2 separate regions of the Homo sapiens genome follow, and region 2 is linked to region 1. Evidence: chromatin loops called from intact Hi-C (ENCODE). Cell type or tissue: heart left ventricle. All regions are shown on one strand.

Region 1 (8,000 bases):
ACCTTGGAGATTACCTGGACTGGCTTCCTCATTTCATAAAGGAGAATACTGAAGCTTAGAAATGTTCAGTGACTTGCCCCAGGTCAAACACTGCCTAGAACTCATGTGCCTTGTATCCACATTTGGGCCTATTTCTACGCCATGCCACCACTCTGCCCATCCCGGGTCTGGTCAGCCTGGCTCTATGGAAATCGAATGGAAACAGAACACACGCCACACAGCTTGCCTCTTGACCAGCTGGTGTCATCTTTGAGCTTTTCCGTGAAGTGCACCTTGTCTCTGCACTAGGATTTCAGTCTCCCTCCAGGACAGGGGCCGTGGCTGCACTGCAGTGAGAGTCTGAGAGTCCCACCATAGCCCCTGCCATTGTGCTGGGGTACTGGGCCTGTGCAGACTCCTTGAGCAATAAAAGTTTTTCAAAAAGTGGGATGCATATTCAAATTGAAAGCAAACTTTAATAGCAAAATATACACGCCACACATTGTGTTCTAGTGCTCAGACTTCAGGGGGAGGTATACTTGTTTTCTGAGCAATATTTGCATGTTAGCCATGCAGTGACTTACTCCACATAAAATCCCAAGCAAAGCTATAACCACAACCCATGCTCCTGGGGGGTGGTATATCATATTAAGCAAGTGGGTTGTTTGCTTATTTGTTTTATTTGTTTGTTTTAGCTGTGAGTGTTCTTTAAGAAAAATCAACTCTAAGATCTGGAAGCTGAGACTGAAAATGACACTAAGGATATGCAATGCTGCACAGCTTGAAGGGAAGGGTCTGAGGCTCCATGTTCTCAAACCAGATCCCTGAACCTCTATTAGGTCAGCCACCCTGGCAATCAATTTAACTGACCTAGTCAGCCTTCCTTATCTAAGTCTCTTAGCAGAAGGTGAATCAGAGTATTCCAGACCTCTCTAGGTTCCTACCCAAGGTGTTTGTGCATCTGACTACAGGATATATTTGGGCTGTGTCCCCAAGAAACCTCTGAGAGGTACTAAGAGTGACTGGGACCCTGCTACAGCAGTGACAACTGTTAGTGACAATGACCATGGCAGGACTCTATGGCCATAGGGATGGCCCCTCCACATGTGAGCTCTCAGCACCCTGTACATGAATGTACATGAGGACTTACTTTTATTTATTAATGGGGACTCAGAGACCCCATCTTTCCTTCAAAATTCTCTGTGACTACATCAAAGAAAAAAGAAATCAAGATTGGCCTTGTCGACCTTTTTTATATGCTTCTAAATATGATTAAGAGGTAGTGTTCTCAAGGCTTTCTATAGAAAGTAACCTTCAGTACAAATTATCCCCTGAGAACCTAAGGAAAATAAAGAAAGGAATCTCACACTGGCTGGCTTTTCCCCGTGTGGTATCCTTGGGATCTGAGACAGATTTCAAGTTCAGTTTCCAGGTTTGTCATCCCCACTCACCCCTCCTCCACTCCTCAGCAAGTTTACAGCCATGTATATTTAGTGTCAGCTTCCAGAAAAGGTTTGGTTGACTTGAGAAAGGTTTAATAATTGCTGATTGAGAAATTGTGTATTCTTAAAATGGGGGAGAGGATAAAGGGAAACAGAAACACAAAGGGGAAAGTAATTATTTGGGCCAAAGTACAAGAAACGGTGTCTATCAGAGAAATGGTCCAAAGGGAAGGAAGACCAGAAACAGGATCCCTAGTGTCCGGGAAGCTTTCTCAGGTTGAGAAGTCTCCTGAACAGCAGGTTAGATCTCCCTGTCCTACTCCAGCATTAATCACCCTGCCCCTCCTGTTCTGCTGTTATCCTCCCACAAGCAGTCACCTTGGAGAGAAGTGGTAATGGTTGCAGCAGCTCTTAAAGGAGGCGTGTAACTTTAGGTGGAGACGTGTATATGTGAATCGTGGTTATGCTGTAAAGCAGCCTGCCTGGATCTGGGAAGCAGAGTGAAGGTGGGTATGAAGTCAACTAGCTAGAGGAGAAATTACCCCAGAAAGCTTTTGGGGAAAAATGAGGGGGTGGTAGTGGGCATTTGAGGGGATATCATGGTAAGGAGGTCAGACTTGGCTTCAGTTTCTGGTGGAAAGAAATTAGGAAACTGGTGCTACATCCCAGATGTTTAAGCAAAAATATTTATGCTTTTAGAAGGGATAGGTGGCAAAAAATACTTGGTGCATAACCTCCATCTTTGAAGGCCTCTATTGTTATAGTCAAAAAGGTGGATTTATTCCTCACTAAAAGTTTCCCATCAACTTCCCAAGGGCAATTATACTGTGCACAGGATAAACACAAGACGTATAAAGAATGTTTATTCTAGGGTCTCATTTCATATTTAGCTACCAACTTAACTTTTATCCTAAGCAAAAGTGGTCATTTGTAAACAGGGATGTTTTCCTTTACACAGCTGAGGAACTGATGTGACCGTTAAGAACCAACAAAATCTGAGCTGAAAATATAGGCCCCACCTAAAGTTTCTAACTTCCTCATTATTAATAGGGACGATACTAAGAGCAAACCTTTATGAGCGCCTACTATAAGCCAAGCACTGCTGAATCATGCTTCCCAAGAAGAGTTCTGATTAAAGAGTGAAAAGTTTAAGACGGCCAGGTGCGGTGGCTCTCGCCTGTAGTCCCAGCACTTTGGGAGGCCAAGGCGGGCAGATTACCTGGGGTCAGGAGTTTGAGACCAGCCTGGCCAACACGGTGAAACCCTGCCTCTACTAAAAATACAAAAATTAGCCGGGCGTGGTGGCACACGCCTGTAATCCCAGCTACTAGGGAGGCTGAGGCAGAAGAATTGCTTGAGCCCGGGAGGCGGAGGTTGCAGTGAGCCGAGATTGTGCCACTGCACTTCAGCCTGGCTGACAGAGCGAGACTCTCTCTCAAAAAAAAAAAAAAAAAGAAAAGAAAAGAAAAGTTTAAGATCTGTAGAGAGGATGATTTCTCATTGTTTCCAGATTCCTTTATCCAGGTTACCATGTGTATGTGTGGCGTGGAGTCAAGGGCTGTGTTAGACCTCTTTGAGTGCTATATTCTTTCTAAAACTTATTTTTATGCCCGTGTGTCTCCAAGTCTTTCAAGGTTAAGAAAATACCTGAGCCATTTCTATTTTTTGGAGTGCCCAGGTATATTTACAAAATGAAGAAATGACAATAGGGCGTTTTAAAAATGCAATGTTTTTATTTTAAAAAATACAGCATAGGGCAATTATACCGTGCACAAGATAAACACAGGACATATAAAGAATGTTAATTGATAATGGACTTAGAGCAGCCCGATCTAATAACAGGGCAGAATTTTTTTTGAGACAGGGTCTCACTCTGTCACCCAAGCTGGAGTGCAGTGGCACAATCACAGCTCACTGCAGCCTCAACCTCCCAGGCTCAAGCGATCCTCCCACCTCAGCCTCCTGAGTAATTGGGACTACAGGTGCACACCACCATGCCCAGCTAATTTTTTTATTTTTAGTAGAGATGAGGTCTTGCTGTTGCCCAGGCTGGTCCTGAACTGAACTCAAGCAATCCTCCCACCTCAGCCTCCCAAAGTGCTGGGATTACAGGCATGAGCCACCACGCTCAGCTCAGGGCACAATTTAAAGCTGTAAAATAGATGCTATTTTTCAATCCTCTCAGGATTTCTCAGTGACTATATATGTAAAACCTTGTTCGAAGAATATGTCTAAAAATCTAAACTCAAGGTTCTTGTGGATGCAAGGCCCAGGGTCAGGTGGTCTTATGCCCTGATCCCCCATAGGCCCTCACGGACCAGGTATGAGCCCTTCTCCTAGACTTGCTTCCTCTAAGAAGCTGGTCGTCAGCCACAATCTTTACATAAGGAGAAGTACCAATCCCAGATTTCTAAGTGTTTCTGTTTTTCATTCTGCTTCCTTGTTTTTCCCTGCTCTAAGTCCTAGCCTCCTCAAACCCCACCACCGCAGCTGGGCAGGCTTCTACTCATAGGAATGGGGGCCGAGGGTGGGGAAAAGGGTAGCCCTCCTCTCAGAGCCTCAGCATCACATAGTCAAACCCAGCTTCCCACAGACAGGTTCAGCAGTCGGGAAACCGGCAGAGCAGGCTGACACGGGCCCTCCCTCTCACGGCCTCTGGAAGGAAGGAAGGAAGAACATGGGGACACCAGAAAGGCAGCTTGTGGAAGGCCTCTTCTCAGGCAGTCAGCACTGATCTCTCTCAGCCCCCCTCCCAAGGCTGTGGCGGTTCTGGAGATGACGGCGGGAAGTGCCCTCGCCTTCCCTCCACAGCATGCCCTGAGCACTCAGCTTCCCTTCCCTTCCCTTCTTCCTGTCTTGTAGTGGTTGCAGCAGAGAGCTCCATTTGGCAGCGTGGTGGTGCTCTTGTCTATTAATGGAAACATTGGCCTGTCTCCCAGTATAACACAAGATAGGCCTATGCATCAGTTATGCAATCTTTGCTTTGATGACTTCATCAGAAAGGGTGGGTACAATAAGAGAGAAAGGCTCGGGTTGGGGGAAACAGTAGCTCAGGAGGGGGAAAAAAATCTCCCTAGCAGCTGAAGACAGCTGAGACTGCTCCCCCTCCCTATTTTTAAATCAAGGAAAGAAAGGTAGCAAACATATGGGTAAAAAAAACCTAATGGAGCAGCTGACAAACCACTTTCAGTCCATGTGTCCTGACAGCGGCCACTTGCATGCCGGCAGAGGCTGTGCTCGTCTCAGTGGTGCAGGTTTCCCAGCCCTGGTGACTCAGGTCTTCTTTCCACGGAGAAGACAGTCTGTGGAGGCAATGGCAGTTTTCACCCACCTCTCGAGTTCTTGAACTCCAAAGGTCTGGCTGGTTCTGGCCATGCACTGTGGCTTCAAGCCTAAGACAGAGAAAAGCCACAGAGAGCTGGGTGGTGCCACAGAGAGCAGGCTTGTCCAGGTAGACCAAAGAATTCTTGGAAGATGGTCAGTACCCTTCCTCTGGGACTTAGGAGCTCTTTGTGGCAGCAATGTAAAGCCGACCTAGTTGCTGAACCTGTATCCAAGCCCAGTTGTGGAAGCCATGTACAGGTTTTAAAAGGGGACCTGCCACTTAAGCATGTCTGTTACACCCTCTAGAGCGTAAGGTGGGCTCAGGGAGAAATAGTCCAGGTCCCAGACATAACCTGGGCCCCTCTTGAACTCTACATTTCATTCCATAATAGTTTAGCCTTATTCTTAACAAGCTTTTAAAAATAATACTAAAAGTAATATATATTCATAATATAAAATTTGAAAAAGTATAAAAATAAAAATCCCTTATAATTCTTGTCTAACAAGACTATCCAGTGGCTAGTGTTTTTAGAAACTGCTTTTTTCTTTTTTTTTTTTTAGTTTTAACACCTGAGGACATAAAAGAAAAAAAAAAAAAAACTGCTTTCCTCCCCTGCCTTTCTTAACTATATATGGTAAGCTTTTTCCTATGTGATTAGATAGTCTAAGGAGGCATGATTTTTATTGGCTGCCTAGTATTCATGGTATGGATGTACCATAATTTATTTAATCAAGCTTCTATTGTTGTACACTAATGAACTTTTAACCAATGTAGAATTGCTTTGGTGGTGGAATTAATCACAAGAAAGGGATCAAAAGGACTCTATAACTTACATCAAAGGCAGACGAAAAGCATAACTCTCAAAGTTGTGTTTCCATTGGAGGGACTTATGGTAACTATGTTCAAAGCACTGATAAGGACAAATGGTATTTTTGTTGCTTTTATCCCTGCAAAAAAGGGCCTTGAAAGGCTGACCTTCCTGTGGCTGGTGGCATTCTCACATTTAGCACTGGACTGCCAACTTTAACCCTTTCTTTAACATTCAGCAGAGGGTCAGCTCAGGAGCTCGGAGAAGCTGTCCATTATAGGGCCATCATTTTGTCATCTCCAGTTATACCTGATGTTGGTTTAGGCTAGAATTCATCCCAGCCAATTAGTCAGTTGAGTTCAGTAAATCTGTATTTTGCTGCAGCTGTGGCCCTAGCTCTGTGCTGGATACTGGGAAGACTCATAGTCTTGGTCCCAAAGGAGCTTAAAAGCCTTGCCAGGAAGGATGCCATAAGGATATCATCCTGCCAGGAAATGATCACTTGGAAGCACTTGGAAAGTTAGAAGCTTCTACCTCTCCCATGTTACTTAGTTAAGAATCAGTAGGTGTGTGTAATTGTGTATATACCATGATCATAAGCATAAAAATATGTTATTGCATCTGGGATAAAACTAGGAGGAAATATAAAAACACATCAAAATATTAACAGTGGTTACCTTTGAGTGTAAAAAATGAGTGTTAGCTTTTTTCTGTATACTTTTTTTCTATCTATACTTTTCTGCATTTTTTTTTCTCTGTACCTTTTTTTCTATCTATACTTTTCTGCATTGTTTTTCAAATGTTCCCCAGCAATTGGGCAGCAGAGGAAGGAATCGGCAAAATGTATATTTTTTAAGTAATTGCCCTATCAATTAAGCATTTAGCTCCTAAAATAATGGGGACCAAGACCTTTTTTTTGTTTGTTTGAGACAGAGTGTCGCTGTATTGTGCCCAGGCTGGAGTGCAGTGGTGCAATCTCGGCTCACTGCAACCTCCGCCTCCCAGGTTCAAGCAATTCTCCTGCCTCAGCCTCCTGAGTAACTGGGACTACAGGCACACGCCACCAAGCCCAGCTAATTTTTGTATTTTAGTAGAGATGGGGTTTCACCATGTTGGCCAGGCTGGTCTTGATCTCCTGACCTCAGGTGATCCACCCGCCTTAGCCTCTCAAAGTGCTGGGATTACAGGCGTGAGCCACCATGCCTGGCCTGACCATGACAAGTCTTGTTCCCCTTTATTTTAGGAGCTAAAGCTAGCACCAGAAACACAGCACTTCCCTCACCCTGAAGGATGCCCTGCATGATCAAGAGGTTTCGGCAGTAAGAATAACAACCACAAGCTGTTTGTTATGTGCCAGTCACTGGGCCCATGGTGGAGCTGAGTTTCTACCCAGGCCTGTGGGGTTCCCCCAATGTACACTGTTCCTTTCTAGAAGCTGAACCAAGAGCTTTGCTGGACCCATTTAGCAGCCTTCGCATTGGGCCCCAAGTTATTGCTGCTTCAGTGATAAGCCTCCTAAATTGATGAACTCTGCCTCAAACTCAATCATCTTGGGGACACAACCATCACACATCACAAAACAAACCTTTTAATCCAATCTTCTTCAATAATCTGCTGAGACAGAGGATATTAGATGGGGTGGGCCCTTTTGGAGCTCTGCTATGAATTTATTGTAAACACCTCTCCAAACCCACAGTAAAAATTTTTCTGGAAAAAGAAAGTTTGTAAAAGAAAACCAAATCACTGCCTTGACACCTGATCAACTTCAAAGGGAATTGTAAGGTTTTATTTTATTTTGTTTCTTCCTTCCACTTATGGTTGAATGATCTAATCTTATGCCCTTTCTTTAAATGTCAAAGTTGATACCACAGAGGCATCCCAATTTTGGGTACCAGACAACATATTAAAAAAAATGATGCATATTTTGGTGCTCTTTCAGTTGCATCCTTTGATCCCAAGGGTTTCTACCTTTTTATTCTATGCCCATTCCTCTCCCCACCCCCTTCCCATTTCTTTTTATTCCAACATCCTCCTGGGTGGTCCGCTCAATTTAGACCAGATGCATGTTATGGTCAGTGGAAAAGTCAGAATCCCAGAGACGCCACCACCAGACAAGTTCCTTAACCTCTCAGAAATTTGGGCTTAAAAAAAAAAAATCAACAAAATGAGTTAAACATACAGGTGAAAGCCCCTAGTAGAGTGTTTTGCAATGAGTAGGTGCCCCATAAGTGTTACATTCTTCATATTTGAAGAACTCTTTCAATCAGAGGGAACTTTCCTCAAATCATAGCTTTCCATAGTTCACCTTATTACACGAGGGACTTGTAAGTCTAGGGATGTCTGATGCTCCCCTTAGCAAGGGCATTATAGGGGACTCGCCCTTCCTCAGTCATGGATGCTCCTCAGCCTCCACAGCACAGTTGCAACTGGAGTAGTCCGTCCTGGA
Region 2 (8,000 bases), 120 kb before region 1:
CTGCCTTCTGTCGGTGACTGAGTCTGAAGAGGCAGAGGGATGGTGCAAAGAAGGCCTGGCTACCAGGAATAGGCACTCAGCCACACTGAAGGTCCAAACTTTGTTCTGTATTCACTGCCTAAATCCATGTGCATTTAGCACTGGAGAAGATCTGCAGGAAAATCGCTGGGTGAGGAGAGACAAGCGTGTCCCTCCCTAACATTTGTGGAGCCCAAGGCAAGAGTGCAGATGTACCACAGGCCTCATCCTTAATTGTTATACTTCAAGCTAACAAACAATTAAGTACAATATGTCCTATCAGCTGATCTTGACAAGTATACCTTCGTGGCCACTGGGAAGGCCAGTTTGATGTAGAATCCCTGCCTCCTGGGGGTTCTGCAGGTTGGGTTCCCTGGACCACCCAATTCCCTTTCCATCCCTGGCTCTGTGTTGTACCTCAGGAGCTTCCTACATTTGTGGGACATTCCTGGCCATACCTCCAAGGTCCACCTGCATGCCCCTTGGCCATTCTTTGGGCCTAGAGGTGCACACAGCTGTGTGGCCACCTTCCAGAAGACGGACCTGGGAAAACAGACTTGAAATTCTCTAAGCAGAGAATCTGGGGCTCCGGGTATCCAAAGAATGGTCTAGAGGTGGGAACACAGGCTCTTGCCTTGCTTCTGCAGACTACTTGCGGTGGTAGACATGTATGTGGTCAGAGGAGGACCCAAGCAGGCTCTCTAAGGCTGAGGCCAGCTCAGGAGCCCCTCAGTGCGCATGTCTAAGGCGTAACTGCAGAAAGGAAGAAAGACTTGGTGAGGAGATTAAGGCAGAGTCATTAAGACTGCCTAGTTCATTTTGGGGGGAAGAGGATAAGTTGGGAAGAGTTAAACAAGAGGAAAAAGAGGCTGATGAAAAGAAGGGAGAAGCCCAGAACCTGGACCACTTCTACAAAGATAGGGACTCCTAATTTATTATTGTGTTTAGTTAGAGAATGAAAAAAAAAAAAAACAAAAAAAAAACCTTTTACAGAGGTCAAAGGGCTCTGTAATTCAGGGACAAGGGATATGAAAGGCAAAAGAAGGATGGTTTTGGAGCTAAAAGCAGGGACTAGGAATGATTTCTCCCCAAGGTCACCTGGATCCATCTTATTTCTGCACCTTCCCCTCTTTCATGATGGATACTGGACCCTTGAACCATTCAAGAAGAAACATTCCACCTTATTGTATCCCCTAAAAGAAAACACAACTGAAGGTTAATTTTGATTCTCCAAGGAGAAAAAGAATAACTATTTAGACAAATAAAGTGAAGTATTTCATTGAATTTTTAGCTAGACAGAGAGAAGATAGTTGCTGTATTTGAAATTGCACTATTTGCAGAATTAAAGAGGAAAGGATATTTTAAATTTTGCCCAAATATGCTTGGTAGAACTGAAGGAAACTCTAATGATATTTCAACATTATAATTTGTCTCCATTTCACAAATTCTTTGTTTTATAAATAAAATGTTTGAGTGATTTAAGAGGGAAGAACATAACAAGTAAAGCTTTGTGGCAAAAAAAAAAAAAAAAAAAAAAAAAAAAAAGCAAGTTTGCATTACTATTTTCCTAAATGTATTTTTATCCATATTTCACTTTTTTTCTGATCAGCTTACTAGTCAGAGAATTTGAGATTCCTTGAGAGTCCTATAATTCTGCGTAACATTGTCCCTCTTGCTCCCAAACATGTTGATGGCAATTATAGGAAGTGAGTAAGTGAACATAGTTGACTTTTAGTCATCAGGAATTTATCATTCAAGATTTCTTTTTCTTTTTTTTTTTTTTTTTTTTTTTTTGAGACGGAGCCTCGCTCTGTCGCCAGGCTGGAGGGCAGTGACGCGATCTTGGCTCACTGCAACCTCCGCCTCCCAGGTTCAAGCAATTCTCCTGCCTCAGCCTCCCAAGTAGCTGGAATTACAGGTACACACCACCACACCCAGCTAATTTTTGTATTTTTAGTAGAGACAGGTTTCACCGTGTTGGCCAGGATGGTCTTGATCTCTTGACCTCGTGATCTGCCCACCTCGGCCTCCCAAAGTGCTGGGATTACAGGCGTGAGCCGCCGCACCTGGCCCATGAAAGATTTTTATTCATCACAAGTGAAGCCAACAAGTAAGTCATAGTATGAGTAATTAATTATTATACTGGAGTGTGAATTTGAAGCCTGTGCAAGGAACACACCCATCAGAAAGTTTGTGAATGAGCCACACCATGGCCCAGAGTCTGTATCTTCCTGCAGCCTCTGCTTCCCTGCCTGTCACCCACCTCAAAGTAGCTCTCATGAAATGATCATTTGTTATTATTCTTCATCACTATTTACCTTTTACAAATGTTATTAAGTTCATGTCTGAAATTGCTACAATAGTGATGTCATTGACACCTATGGTGAAAAATTATATTTTATGGCAGATATTATTTTACAAGCTTCTGTAAGTTTCTTTGGTCCTGTATTTGTCACATCATTATGGACCTGAAGATGTGCCCACTAATGAAATATTTTGTTACAATTTGTTGAGTTTTGTGGGGAAACTTGTCTGCTCTTGCAGTTTGTTCAAATTTGGCATCAAGAATGTTTCTGGATATATTCCCCTCCCATGTCAAGGGTTTTTAGTACAAAAAAAAAAAAAAAAAAAAAAAACCCATGTTCTGGTATTACCACAGAAAGTGAAGGTACAGAAATTAGGAAGTAAACACAAATATAGCACACTAATTGTAACTTGTTACATTTGTAGAGCATTTTATGTTCTGAGTGTTTGAGCAATCACCACTTTCATCTTCCTTTTGAGAGAGGAAGAAACAATGTTACTCTGCTCATTTTATAAATAAGAAAAGGCAGCTGGGCACGGTGGCTCACACCTGTAATCCCAGCACTGTGGGAGGATCACCTAAGGTCAGGAGTTCGAGACCAGCCTGACCAAAATGGAGAAACCCCGTCTCTCCCAAAAATACAAAATTTGCCAAGCATGATGTCACATGCCTGTAATCCCAGCTACTCAGGAGGCTGAGGCAGGAGAATTGCTTGAACCCTGGAGGTGCAGGTTGTCGTGAGCCAAGATCACACCATTGCACTCCAGCCTGGGCAACAAGAGCAAAACTCTGTCTCAAAAGGAAAAAAAAAAAAAAAAAAGGGCACAGGAAAAAGTGTGTAATGTGCCAGAAATCAGAAATCTCACAACAAACAAATGAACAAAGAATAAGACTTACCATATTTTTTAACACCTGAATGTTAAACATTATGCTAAGCATTTCACATATATCAACTCCCACCTTCACAGCAACCCTGTAATGAAGGTACTACTATTTTTTTTTTTTTTTTTTTTGGAGACAGAGTCTCACTCTGTCACCCAGGCTGGAGTGCAGTGGCGCAACCTTGGCTCGCTGCATCCTCCGCCTCCTGGGTTCAAGCGACTTTCCTGCCTCAGCCTCCTGAGTAGCTGGGACTACAGGTACCTGCCACCACGCCCAGCTAATTTTTGTATTTTTAGTAGAGACAGGGTTTCACCATGTTGGCCAGGGTTATCTCTATTATTATTCCCATTTTGTAGAAGAGGCAAGTGAAACTCGATGTATTTTGACAGCCTGAGAAGGGTCCCATAGCTAATAACTGGAGCCAAGGTTCAAATCCAGCCTGTACTGCTCCATATTCCGAGCTTTTCCACTCAACACTGCTACCTACATTTGGGTCTCCAGAGTCCTATTCTAGTTCTATTCTAGTCCAGTGCCCTTTCCACTTCTTATATGGGTATTCATTGACTTATTAATTCATTTGTTCATTACAGAGCACCTCCTCTTTGCCATGCATTGTGTTCTGGGTGGCAGCTACAGAGATAGTGAAGAGGAGGAGTATCCACTCTTACCCAGCACATGTCTGGGGAGACCAATGGGTCAACAGCAAGATTACAGCATAGCATGAGTGGTCTGTGACAAAAACAAAGGGCAACATGAATGGTCAGAAGAGATATTTGAGCTGAATATCAAAGGATGTGGAAGTTTGTCCAAGAAAAAGGGAATTCCGAGACAGTGAGCTGGATGGTCAAACGCAGTTTGGAGTTGGGGAGGCAGTTACTGGAGAGATAAGAAAGTCAGAATGTGAGGGGCATCTGTGGATAACTCTGTGGTTTCCAAACATGTTTGCCCACTAGAATAACCTAGGGTCTTTAAAAAAATGTCAAAATACAGGCCACATCCCTGACCAATGAACTCTTAATCTCTGGGGCTGGGACATAGGCATCAGTTTGTTTTTTTTGTTTGTTTGTTTTTGAGACAAGAGTTTTGCTTTTGTTGCCCAGGCTGGAGTGCAATGGCACGATCTCAGCTCACTGCAACCTCCGTCTCCCAGGTTCAAGCAATTCCCCTGTCTCAGCATCCCAAGTAGCTGGGATTACAGGTGCCTGCCACCATGCCCAGCTAATTTTTGTATTTTTAGTAGAGACAGGGTTTCACCATGTTACTCATGCTGGTCTCGAACTCCTGACCTCAGGTGGTCCACCCCCCTCAGCCTCCCAAAGTGCTGGGATTATAGGATGAGCCACTGCACCCAGCCGGCATTGATAATTTTCAAGGCTCCCCAGGCGATTCCAGTGTGCAGATGAGTTTGGTAACCACTGGCCAAACCAGCTCGTAAGGTCTTAATCCTGGAATGTAATCAACAGGGGCTTATAGAAAAGGAGAGACATAATCAGATTCGTTTCTGGAAAAGGTAACTAGGCCCACTGAGGGTACACCAAGCAGGGAGTATCTGGAGCCACCAGCAGGTGGGAGAAGCAGCTGTGCAAGAGCCCGACAGGAGTTGGAGAGGCTGCCCTTGAATTTCAACAGACCTCAGTTCAAAATAAAGGTCCACCTTTGCCAACTTTCCATTTCAGGCTATTAACTAAACCTCTGTGAGTTTGATTTCCTTATCTGTAATGTGGAATTTCTAATACCTATTTTGCTTGATTGTTGTAAGGCCTGTGAGACTACACACACACACACACACACACACACACACACATCGGCTGGTTAGACATTCATACATCTTAGTACCCTTACACAGAGAATAGTGATAGGATATGTTGGGGTAGACTAGGTGGAATTTCAGATGGTGAGGCAAGCTTGGAGGAGCAGAGAGAAAAATTAAGAAGCAGGGGCCAAGGATGTCTGAGATGGATAAAATCATACAGGGAGAAGAGAATGAGTTGAGGATAGAGCCTTCGGGAATGCCAACATTTAAAGACAGGGCAAGTAAAGAGAAAACAGGGAGAAAGAGAAATAAGAAAGAAGTGATCCAGGAGGTATGAAGACAGCTGGGCAGGAGTGAGATCCCGAGGTCTCAGGGTGGCTACTACAGAAAGATCAAGAGTCAAGGACTGGAAAATGATGCATGGATCGCATTGTGGTTTCAGGTCTGCCAGGGAAAAGGAAGGTCTCATCTTTTAGTATATACAGATGTATATATCTTTATGTATATACATGTATTGTATATACATATATCATATACATCTATGTATATAAAACTGCCTGAGTTTAAAAACACTGAGTACCTACAATACCTCAACACTGGGGATCTAAATGGACACTGAGAAATTTAGAAAATGAACCACAGTTAAGACTGAAATTAATCATTACCGGATCAAAAGTCATCTATAATGAAGAGTTTCAAAATGAGCAGTATCCGTCCACCACAAACAGGACAGAACAAACTCAGTGTTTTTACTGAGTACCTACAATACCTCATACTGTAGGTATATGTATACATAGGTATATGTATACATAGCTTTATCCAAAGGCTCCACTGAGTGCCCTTGCATGCGTATTGTGTGCGCACAGCCTAAGCTGGAGCCAGAGCTCAGAAGATTGATGACGTCACACCTGGCCCAGTCCCTGCCTAAGTGGGTGCAGGACGGTGGACAAAGCCCGCCTTTCCTGAGGTTTGAACAAAATCAAGGAAACGGTTGTCGTATTTGTCTTCATTTTGTGGGAAAACAAAGGTTGGCTTGACTGGGGCAAGAGAAAATATAAGAGAGGGAAGATGAAGAGCCACTGGTGTCCCAGCCTCGTGTTCAGCGAGGATGCCCTCCCGCAACTGCCTGCCTGTTTCCATGGGCTCCAGGGCGCAGGAAATGCCTCATGGAGAACTTTCTGGAAGATGGCCAAGAGAAGCCCCTCTCTCAAGGGCTTTCTGGGAACCCAGGGGACTATCTGCAGAAGAACGTTCTTTGGGGCGCGGTGGGAAGCCAAGCAGGCCTCCTCTTTTGGGCGCTGGTGAACGCAGGATCCGCATGGAAGCGACTCCGACCCCACGGCGTTTCCACGCCTCTGCGGCTTGGGAGGGAGCTAGGGGCTTCAGGAACTCAGGCTGTGGGTTTTCGAGTTGCTTTCCTGATAAATGAAAATCCTCCTGATAACATTTAGATTTTGTCTCTCCAATAGAAACGGCAGCACGTCTCGCTGAGGCCCGCGCCTGCCCCCGGGTACTCGAGGCTCGGTGGCTGCTCCTCTAGCCCCTCCCGCGACGCCTTCGTCCGGTCACTCCGGCCTTGCACCCTGTGGCGCTCAGGCCTCTCCGCTCTCGTTTGCTCTCGTACAGACGGTTTCCCTAAAAAAAATCTTTACACGTTTAAAACCTTCTCGATGTCGATTTTTTGGAAGACCTGAGCTAACACATTATTTAAGAGGATGCGTTTAACAATGCAGGATTCAAGCTTTAGTTCTCAGCTAATTACAAGCAAGGTAATTAACCTCCTTACGTCTCAGATTACTCATCTGTAAATTGGGAATAATTTTAGTATATTTCTCATAAAATTGTTGTGCCTATTAAATAAGAGAATGCCTATAAATCAAGTAACACAGTTCCTAGCACTTAGTAGATACTGCTTGTTATTATTTTTGAAGTTAACACTATTTTCAGTGTTCTTTATCACAATGGTAATAGGTATACTATATGAAGTATACAAGGTATTCTACATAAAATATAGTAGAACTTGGCTGGGCACGATGGCTCACGCCTGTAATCCCAGCACTTTGGGAGGTCGAGGCAGGTGGGTCGCTTGAGCCCAGAAGTTCTAGACCAGCCTGAGCAATATAGTGAAACCCCATCTCTGAAAAAAAAAAAAAAAAATTAGCCAGGCATAGTGGCCTATGCTACTCCGGCAGGAGGATTGCTTTAGCCCAGGAAGTGGAGGTTGCAGTGAGCCGTGATCATGCCACTGCACTCCAGCCTGGGCAACAGACCCAGACCCTGTCTCAAAAAAAAAAAAAAAAATGTAGTAGAACCTCTGCTAATGTTGGTGTCATAGGGTAAAATCAGAGATGTTTTTCATGTTTTTCCTGGAAGTGCATGCCTGGGACATGATTTGACTAACTATATTAGCAACTCCTGGTATCCTGAGGTGCTTTTGAGTGTGGTTTTAATGACTTGGGCTGCCTTTTGATATTCACTGAGAGCTGGTATAGTCATAATCATGATGGTATTCTCAGAGGTGAGGGATATACCTCAAACTTCTGTTTTTACTCTGTTTTCTAGACTCCAGTCTTGTTCATAGTAGACAGATACTGCTCATCTTGAAACCCTTCATTGTAGATGACTTCAGATCCAGTAATGATTAATTTCAGTCTTAACTGTGGTTCATATTCTAAATTTCTCAGTGTCCACTGAGATTCCCAGTGTTGAAGGCATTGTATCCTGGATGTGTTCGCAGGGTTAGTGACATGCGGAAACCATAGACTGGCACATGTGAATAAGAGCTGCCCGGGTGATCACAGAGCGGTCGGGAGCAGAGACACTGCTTGAGAGGAACCCAAAGACCTCAGGCAGTGCCGCCCTCTCAAATCTACTCCATGGCTTTGTGCTTCAGAACACAGGACTCCTTTCAGTGATTTTTACTGAGTATTAACTAGCTGTGTGGGACGCACAAAAGCATGTGACATGGTCTTAGCATTCAAGGAACGTACAATGAATTCATTTTTTAAGTGGAGTCTCATAGTTTGACTGAATGGAATAATT

What was found. Hi-C counts contacts between places; a loop is a spot of excess contacts. Peaks named below come from ENCODE experiments on the same cell type or tissue, not always from the same donor. Only the 100,000 strongest peaks of a DNase experiment are listed, where the experiment ranks them.
Region 2: a loop joins it to region 1, with 2.2 times the contacts of the local background. A loop is called at or near these places in 7 of 110 quality-filtered maps.

The regions. Positions count from the first base shown.
Region 1 is chr4:139,737,025-139,745,024 of GRCh38, reverse strand. The region is part of intron 2 of MAML3 (mastermind like transcriptional coactivator 3); the gene reads left to right. It also overlaps a transcript of MGST2 not described here. Among named protein-coding and RNA genes, the nearest start is that of MGST2, 75 kb to the right of the region's middle. RefSeq lists an enhancer at 4,079-4,579. In heart left ventricle, a CTCF peak has its summit at 4,308; DNase peaks (open chromatin) are centred at 4,184 and 4,654; H3K4me3 peaks cover 503 bases; H3K27ac peaks cover 1,787 bases.
Region 2 is chr4:139,858,487-139,866,486 of GRCh38, reverse strand. The region is part of intron 2 of MAML3 (mastermind like transcriptional coactivator 3); the gene reads left to right. Among named protein-coding and RNA genes, the nearest start is that of MGST2, 200 kb to the right of the region's middle. In heart left ventricle, a CTCF peak has its summit at 4,767 (motif pointing right); no DNase peak of the experiment used is centred here.